Linked DNA regions of Homo sapiens: region 1 is linked to region 2. The links are chromatin contacts, found by Hi-C or POLR2A ChIA-PET in ENCODE. All regions are on one chromosome and are shown on one strand. Each heading gives the region's core, a stretch centred on a gene start or an enhancer-like site at or near the end of the contact. The rest is flanking DNA. Distances are from core to core; before and after follow the strand shown.

What was found. A loop is a pair of places that touch in the nucleus more often than their neighbours do. ChIA-PET counts read pairs that join two places held with the same protein, here RNA polymerase II (POLR2A). Pooled maps may share reads with other maps.
Region 1: a map of Right ventricle myocardium inferior shows a loop between it and region 2 (2.8-fold over the local background). The contact joins the promoter of RPP25L here to the promoter of DCAF12 in region 2. A Hi-C loop is called at or near these places in 1 of 168 maps with a recorded cell type or tissue (Right ventricle myocardium inferior) and 13 of 50 pooled maps. POLR2A ChIA-PET finds 5 or more read pairs at or near these places in 2 of 52 experiments (H1 and activated CD8-positive, alpha-beta memory T cell).

Annotation. Positions count from the first base shown.
Region 1 is chr9:34,609,628-34,613,377 of GRCh38, reverse strand. RPP25L (ribonuclease P/MRP subunit p25 like) reads left to right here and starts at 1,281. Exons shown (of 2, transcript NM_148178.3): 1 at 1,281-1,314; 2 at 2,046-2,883. The coding sequence starts at 2,082. The coding sequence ends at 2,573. RefSeq lists enhancers at 480-529, 657-706, 1,810-2,363 and a silencer at 1,107-1,346.
Region 2 is chr9:34,124,619-34,128,163 of GRCh38, reverse strand. DCAF12 (DDB1 and CUL4 associated factor 12) reads left to right here and starts at 1,466. Exons shown (of 9, transcript NM_015397.4): 1 at 1,466-1,810; 2 at 2,887-3,141. The coding sequence starts at 1,733. RefSeq lists a silencer at 1,732-1,781 and an enhancer at 1,216-1,917.

The sequences.
Region 1 (3,750 bases), core at 32-2,531, 490 kb before region 2:
TGTATCCATTTATCCCACATTTACCAATAAGAGACCTCCAAATGTCAGATGATGGGAGTAGATAGGGCTAATCCCTGCCCTGCACGGGCTAGCAGGATAGACAGTAAAGGAAAAGGGCAGTCCTATCAGGTGGACACAGAAGAAAAAAGGGACTGAAGGGACCTGGTAAGTGATATCCAGGGACTTTCAGAGCCAAGGGAGCAGCATGTGCAAAGGCCTTTAAATTTCTCTCTTGGGAGCCTACCTGCTGCCACGAGCCGAGAAGGGCAGCCTAAGAGGTTTGGATGCAGGAAGTTTTGGTCCTGGGGAGGGGAAGTTGGGAAGTAGGGGCGCTGGGGCAAGCATGTTGAGAAACAGATTGGCACCGTAGTCCACCAAATGTTTGCTGCCCCCTTGTGGTCTCAGGGAGTGCTCTGGCTCCAGACCCTTTTTCCAACGGCCCATTGGCCGCCCCGCCTTTGCGACCTCTCCGGCACCTCAAATTCAGCGTGTCCAAACCGATCTGAAACCTGGGAGTCACCCTAGATCGGAATTTCCTACTTCTCCGTCCAAACAGTGGCCAACTCGTCACTGAACCTACTAGTATCTCCCAACTTAATCTTTTTTCCATTCCCACCGCGATTTCTCTGGTTCATTAATGTAACAAATCATTTAACAAATATTGAGCGCCGGTCATACGCCAGGCACCATACTAGGCTCCGTGGGCACCCCCGCCCCCTCAGCCCCCAGACTCCGCGGCAGGTGTCGTCAGGGGCTGTGGCCCGATTTCCCCACCACTCCCTCCTCGGCTCCCTGCACAAGATCTGGTTCGACTGGCCCCTGGAAAACCCGGAAAACCCCCGTGGTCCGCCAGCGCCCACAGGATGAGGTCGAAGCTCAGAAGTCGGTAACTAAGGCTCTCGCCCATGCAACAGCAGCCACTACAAACTGAAGCCTTTGTTCGCACCCACGGTGAAACCCACAGCTCCCCGTTTGCTCAACAGCTAACGCCAGCCCTCCCATCTTCTAAGGGCCAGATCCCCCTCCTTCAGACGCAGGACTTCCCCGACGGCCGCTCCTTTCTACCGCAGGGAACTGTCCTGCCTCCCTCCGGGGCGTAACAGCGGAGGCTGCGCTCGTGTTCCCATCCCCGCTGGGACTGGTCCGGGGCGCTCTGGCCAGCGGGTTGTTTCCGCGGCGGAGATGCCTCGGGGCCCGTCCCTCACGCCCCGCCCCTCACGCCCCGCCCCCTCGGGGCGTGCGCGGCCCCGCGGCCTTAGTGCGCTCCGGGCCCGCGCGCCATCTTGGCTCCGGATCGTGCGTGAGGCGGCTTCGGTGAGAGCCGGAACCGGGCGGGCAGAGGGGCGCTCGTAGGGTTGGGGGACGCCTGTGGCTTGGCTGCAGCGGCCGGCAAGACCCTGGAAGAGACCGTGGCTATGGAAACGGCCAAGGCTGTCTTGGAATGTCCTGAGCAGCCCTCCGAGTCGAGCCTCTGCCCCCGAGTTTCTGAGTGACCTGGGTTGATATAGATTGACCTTGGTAATCTCTGGGAGAGGGGATCCGTTCTGTTTGGGGGCAGCACTGGATAAGGGTTCTTGGCTGTTTCCCGGGGGGCCTGGGGCGAAGGGCCTTGTCCCTGTCCTTGTAGAGCCCCAAGTGAGGAGCGCTCTCTATTGGTATTAGTCTGGGGTGAGGGTTCCAGGCCCTGTTCCAAGGAGCCCAGGATAAGGGGGGCTAAGCCCCAGTCCTGGAGAGTTTAGGATGAGGGGGCCTGGCACTTTCCCAAAGAGCTCAGTGTTTGGGGAATGTGATCCTGCCTCTTGGACTCCAGGATTGGAGGTGGGGGTGTTATGGCCCTTGTAGAGGAACGGGGTGTATGGGGTACAGCCCTTTCCCAGACTGCGGCAGGCATGGACCTTGTCACGAGATGCTAAGGACAAGGGGACATGATCCTGTTTCTGGGAAGTCTGGAACGGGGAGCAGGGCCATATCCTGGATGGAGATAGGGGATGGTGGACAGTGACTTGGGGCACATTGCTTAGCACTTACCTGATGCTTCCCTGCAGTGGGCAGCGAGAGTCACAGACAAGACAGCAAGCAGGATGGAGCACTACCGGAAAGCTGGCTCTGTAGAGCTCCCAGCGCCTTCCCCAATGCCCCAGCTACCTCCTGATACCCTTGAGATGCGGGTCCGAGATGGCAGCAAAATTCGCAACCTGCTGGGGTTGGCTCTGGGTCGGTTGGAGGGCGGCAGTGCTCGGCATGTAGTGTTCTCAGGTTCTGGCAGGGCTGCAGGAAAGGCTGTCAGCTGCGCTGAGATTGTCAAGCGGCGGGTCCCAGGCCTGCACCAGCTCACCAAGCTACGTTTCCTTCAGACTGAGGACAGCTGGGTCCCAGCCTCACCTGACACAGGGCTAGACCCCCTCACAGTGCGCCGCCATGTGCCTGCAGTGTGGGTGCTGCTCAGCCGGGACCCCCTGGACCCCAATGAGTGTGGTTACCAACCCCCAGGAGCACCCCCTGGCCTGGGTTCCATGCCCAGCTCCAGCTGTGGCCCTCGTTCCCGAAGAAGGGCTCGAGACACCCGATCGTGAAGACCTGCTGAGCCAGCCTGTTCTCCGGGCCTGAATGTCTGGGGTGCTTGTGCCTTTTCTGAGAAGCGTTGTGACTGCTCAACATCCCCATCAAGGTTTGAGTCCACAAAAGTGGACCTCCCTATCATGCTTCCCCTTCCCTCTAGCATGTGGGAAGGGACTGCTGTGAAGAATGACAGATGTGGGGCCTCTGCCAAGTTCTGCATTGCTAAATAAGGGCTTCCTCTGCCTTCTACCTACAGTGCATTTGAACTGCCTTCTGAAAGAGGTCCAGGGAGGGATTTAGGAAATAAAGTTTCTACCTATTTGATGAGCCTCTACTCAGCCTGCTATGTGGAGTGGGATTAAAGAAATGGGAGTCCCCGCCCTTACCCCGGGGGGCTGATCGGGTGAAGACAGAGGAAGAGTAGTAGGCTCAGGCCGGTGCTGGGAGAATATAGTGTCTACAAGAAGCCTCAGTCAGTACTGAATATATCTAATTCCCTGGATAGTTATTTGCCCCTGCTTTGGCCTGGTTTAGGAACACTGCCAGGTCAGACATTTCTCTCCATCTGCAGCATACAGTATAGTATAGTGGTTGTGAGCATGGACTCTGGTACCAACCTGCCTGGGTTTCAATCCTGGTCTGCCACTTATTAGCAAGTTACTGCTCTGTGCCTTAGTGGTCTTATCCATAAAACAGGAATACGATAGTGTTTATCACATAGGATTGTTATGAGATTACATAAGGAAATATACATATATGACATTTAGATACCACACTGGCACATAGTGCTATTAAGTGTTAATTGCTATTATCGTTATTAATGACTTACCTATCCCAAATGCAACAACTGTCTCACACCTCCTTCCCTCCAGCTTCCTTGCCCCAATCTCAGCTATGGAGCTGGACTCTGCTTTGAAGAGACAGAGGCCTTTCGAACTCCCTCATGTTCCATCTTCACCTCCAGACCTGTCTGTATACACATTTATCCTCAACTCCACTAGTTTGCAAACATGCTTTTTCCTGTCTTAGAATCATATCTTTGGGTTGGGCACAGTGGCTGATGCCTGTAATCCCAGCACTTTGGGAGGCTGAGGCAGGAGGATTGCTTGATCCCAGGAGTTGGAGACCAGCCTGGGCAACATAGTAGGGAGACCCTGTCTCTACAAAAACATCTAAAAATTAGCTAGGCAT
Region 2 (3,545 bases), core at 217-2,716:
AGCAGTGCCCAGTGTGCCCCTCTTGGCACTGACAGCCCAATCTGAGCCTAGAGATTCTCAAAGGATTCCAGACTCTTGCCCAGGGGCTCTTGGGTCATCCAGAGCATTGCGGGGCAAGACAGAATTAGAACAGACTCAAAAAAGAAAGCTGACCCACTCCTGACCCACTCACTATGTGCATATCTCTAAAGGGACAGGCCTGACCAAATAAGATGGAGCTGCCTTTCGCAAGACATTAGGGGTTAGTGGTAGTGCCGACTTGGGATGGCAGGAGACCCTGCTTCAATCTGGTCTTTGATTCGGCTTGGAAAACAAATCCAAATCTCCTTGTTGACAGAACTTGAGATGGTCCAACAGAGCTCCTTGGAGGTATGAGGCCTGAGGCCTGAAGCCTGAAGTGACCAGCAGGTAACTGGGCACCACAGCCTGAGGCCAATCAGCCCCAAGCAAGAGCATCCTGCTTCCTCAGAGGGTTTGTTTGCTTGAGGAAAGCGAAGGCTGGCAGTCATATTCCTTCAGGATCTTCCAAAAATGTTGGCAAGGGTGATCCTGATGAAGCCCCCTTGTTTGGAGGCCAATGCCAGCTCTAACTGGACTGGCAAGCCAAAAATGACCACTCTCTTTCCTGTAGTTCAGAATTCCCGACCTGCCCTAATGGAGACGCAACCTGAATCCAAGAGTGAGGCAGGCAGCTACAGATAAGTTTACAGCGTGATGACTACTTCATAAAGCACAAAAGACCATGTGGTTTAGATGGCAGGTCATGGAAATCTAAAGGGAATGGTGAAGTTGCACCGTAAGGGGAAGGTGACTGAGGAGCTGAAACTGACTGAGGGGCTGAAGCATTTCGGACAGGAGAAAGGATCAGGAGGAGACAGAGCGGAGAATGGAGCCTCAGGGCTACCCAGCGGTGGGAAGAGGGTAGCCAGAGACTCGTAGGGCGGCCTGGGTTGGTTGTGCTGGGCAGGTTCTCAGTGGTGGGAAAGTCTGGCCACACTGCCCTGACTTCCTGACTGGACTTCACCTCGAGGGTGGGAGCGGTTCCTGCCCCCCACCCCCCCACCCCCCTGTCCAGCCCTTGGAGCCAGGGCACGGTTTGTGACAGATTCAGGGAAACGTTTGGTGCCAGATGGGAGGTAACCGGGTTAAGGCCTGCACTAGGGAGGATTCCTTCCCCCAGCAGCACTGGTGGTCCTCACTTCCGGGTGCCTGCGGATAGGCGGGCTGGGGTCGGAGGTCGGCGGCCAGAAGCCAGATTCCCTTGGCCCCAGCTCGTCCACTTCCATCCAGCAGTAGCCAAACAACCGTTGAAAATGGCCTGGCGGCGGCCGGGAAACACCAGAGAACTATCTTCCAACCCCTAGATCCCGCCCATCTCGTTCCGGCGGTGTTTCCGTGGCGACGCTATCCGAAGTGCGGCTGCGCAAGGGTGACGGCGCGCGAGCAAGGGGGAGGGGGTGTTTTGGTTCTAGCCGCTCGCCGTCCTTGCAGGCTCTGCCGTCGGAAAGCCGCTCATTCTCGCTTCCCCTTCCCTTTCCCGGCTCAAGTCCTTCCTCTCTCTTTCCTTTCTTTCCGCCTATCTTTTTTCTGCTGCCGCTCCGGGTCCGGGCCATTTTCCGGGCCGGGCGCACTAAGGTGCGCGGCCCCGGGGCCCAGTATATGACCCGCCGTCCTGCTATCCTTCGCTTCCCCCGCCCCATGTGGCTGCGGGGCCGCGGCGGCGCTGCCCACTATGGCCCGGAAAGTAGTTAGCAGGAAGCGGAAAGCGCCCGCCTCGCCGGGAGCTGGGAGCGACGCTCAGGGCCCGCAGGTGAGGGTTGAGAGGCCGGCACCTGGGTGGTGAGGCTGAGGAACCAAGATGGGCTTAGGGTCCGCAGATCCTGCGACGGGAATCGGGGTCCAGGGTCTGCAGTCAGAGGCAAAACAGGAATGGGTTCAGGGCCTATAGGGTCAGGACTGGACCCTCGTTAACTGGAGGGCAGATAGGCCAGGGCGGTGAGGAGCCAAAGGGGAACTCAGGAATGGGACATAATCCGCGGGAGGCCTGCATTCGTGGATAGGGCTTGAAAAGAAACCAGAATCTTGGCTTTGGAGGAAGGGGAAACCGAAGTTAAGGGAATCGGAAACAAACTCTGGTAGAGTGAACTCTACCTTCCATGGGCCCTAGGAAGCTGGGATGATTGCGTCCCTCCTGGAAGAAGGAAGTAGTCTCCCTATATGTATACCCAACCCTGAGCTGGGCCTTTCGGCGTTTGGACCCCAAAAGAAACAACAGTTCCCAGGTATCATCTCTATGCCGCCCCCTTTGGAGGGGAAGGCCTTCTTGGACATAGATATGGCCTCTGATTTCCCGGGGGCCTACTACCCCGTTGGCGGTTGATTTTTCGAATTCTGCAACTGCCTGGAGCGCGGGCATGATGACAGAGGAACGGTCATTGATGATGCATCCCTGGAAGACCTGGGAGCCAGGTCTGGCTCCTTGGACTGTATCTTCCGTGCTCCAGTGGGAGTACAGACTGAGAGGGAGAAGGGGGCTGGGTAGAGATGCAGCCCATGTCGGTATGGGAATCACTCTACCTCTCATTTCCTTCAATCTTTCACTCCTAAAATGTCTAGTAAACCTTTTAGTCTGTTCTATTCTGCATTCATTCCCTTGACTTTCAGCCCTTGTAATTCACATTGGTAAGTTTGACTGTGAGCAACATCTTTTTAATGTTGGAAGAGTTAAACGACTTTCTGGATTGAGATTCTTGTTCTCTTGTGTTTGTATTTGTGTTGTTTGTAAATTCTGCAGTATGAGTTATGAGTTGGTGATTTCTGTAATACAGTAGGATCTGTTCTGAAGAAGAGTAGCCAAAGCCCTGATTTCTAATGTTGTTTCCACAGTTTGGCTGGGATCACTCGCTTCACAAAAGGAAAAGACTTCCTCCTGTGAAGAGATCCTTAGTATACTACTTGAAGAACCGGGAAGTCAGGCTACAGAATGAAACCAGCTACTCTCGAGTGTTGCATGGTTATGCAGCACAGCAACTTCCCAGTCTCCTGAAGGAGAGAGAGTTTCACCTTGGGACCCTTAATAAAGTGTTTGCATCTCAGTGGTTGAATCATAGGCAAGTGGTGTGTGGCACAAAATGCAACACGGTAAGTGCCTGGGGGGATGTGACCTCTCTCCTAGGTCGTGGATATATTGCTCCACTTGCTCTAGAACCTCTGCTAGTTTTCCCGTCTGTTTCTTTTAGGAGGGACTTGCCTTACTCTCCTTTCCATTCTTTCCCGTTGGTGACTTCTTCCTCTTTTCGTGTTCCTTTTTTCACTCATACATTTCTTTTCTGATAAGTCCTCAAAGGAGTGTATTTCTTCAGGCCCTCTCTGGATGTGCTGCTTCTAGAGGGTTGTTTGTTTGTTTGTTTGTTTTTGCCTCATATTTTTATGCTGGTTTTTAAGTCATAGGCCTCAAAGGAAAGATTTAAGAAATAATGATGCTTAGAGCATCATTCAGGATACATAATAGTGAAAACAGCCTAAGAACGTATGTCGAAGTATTT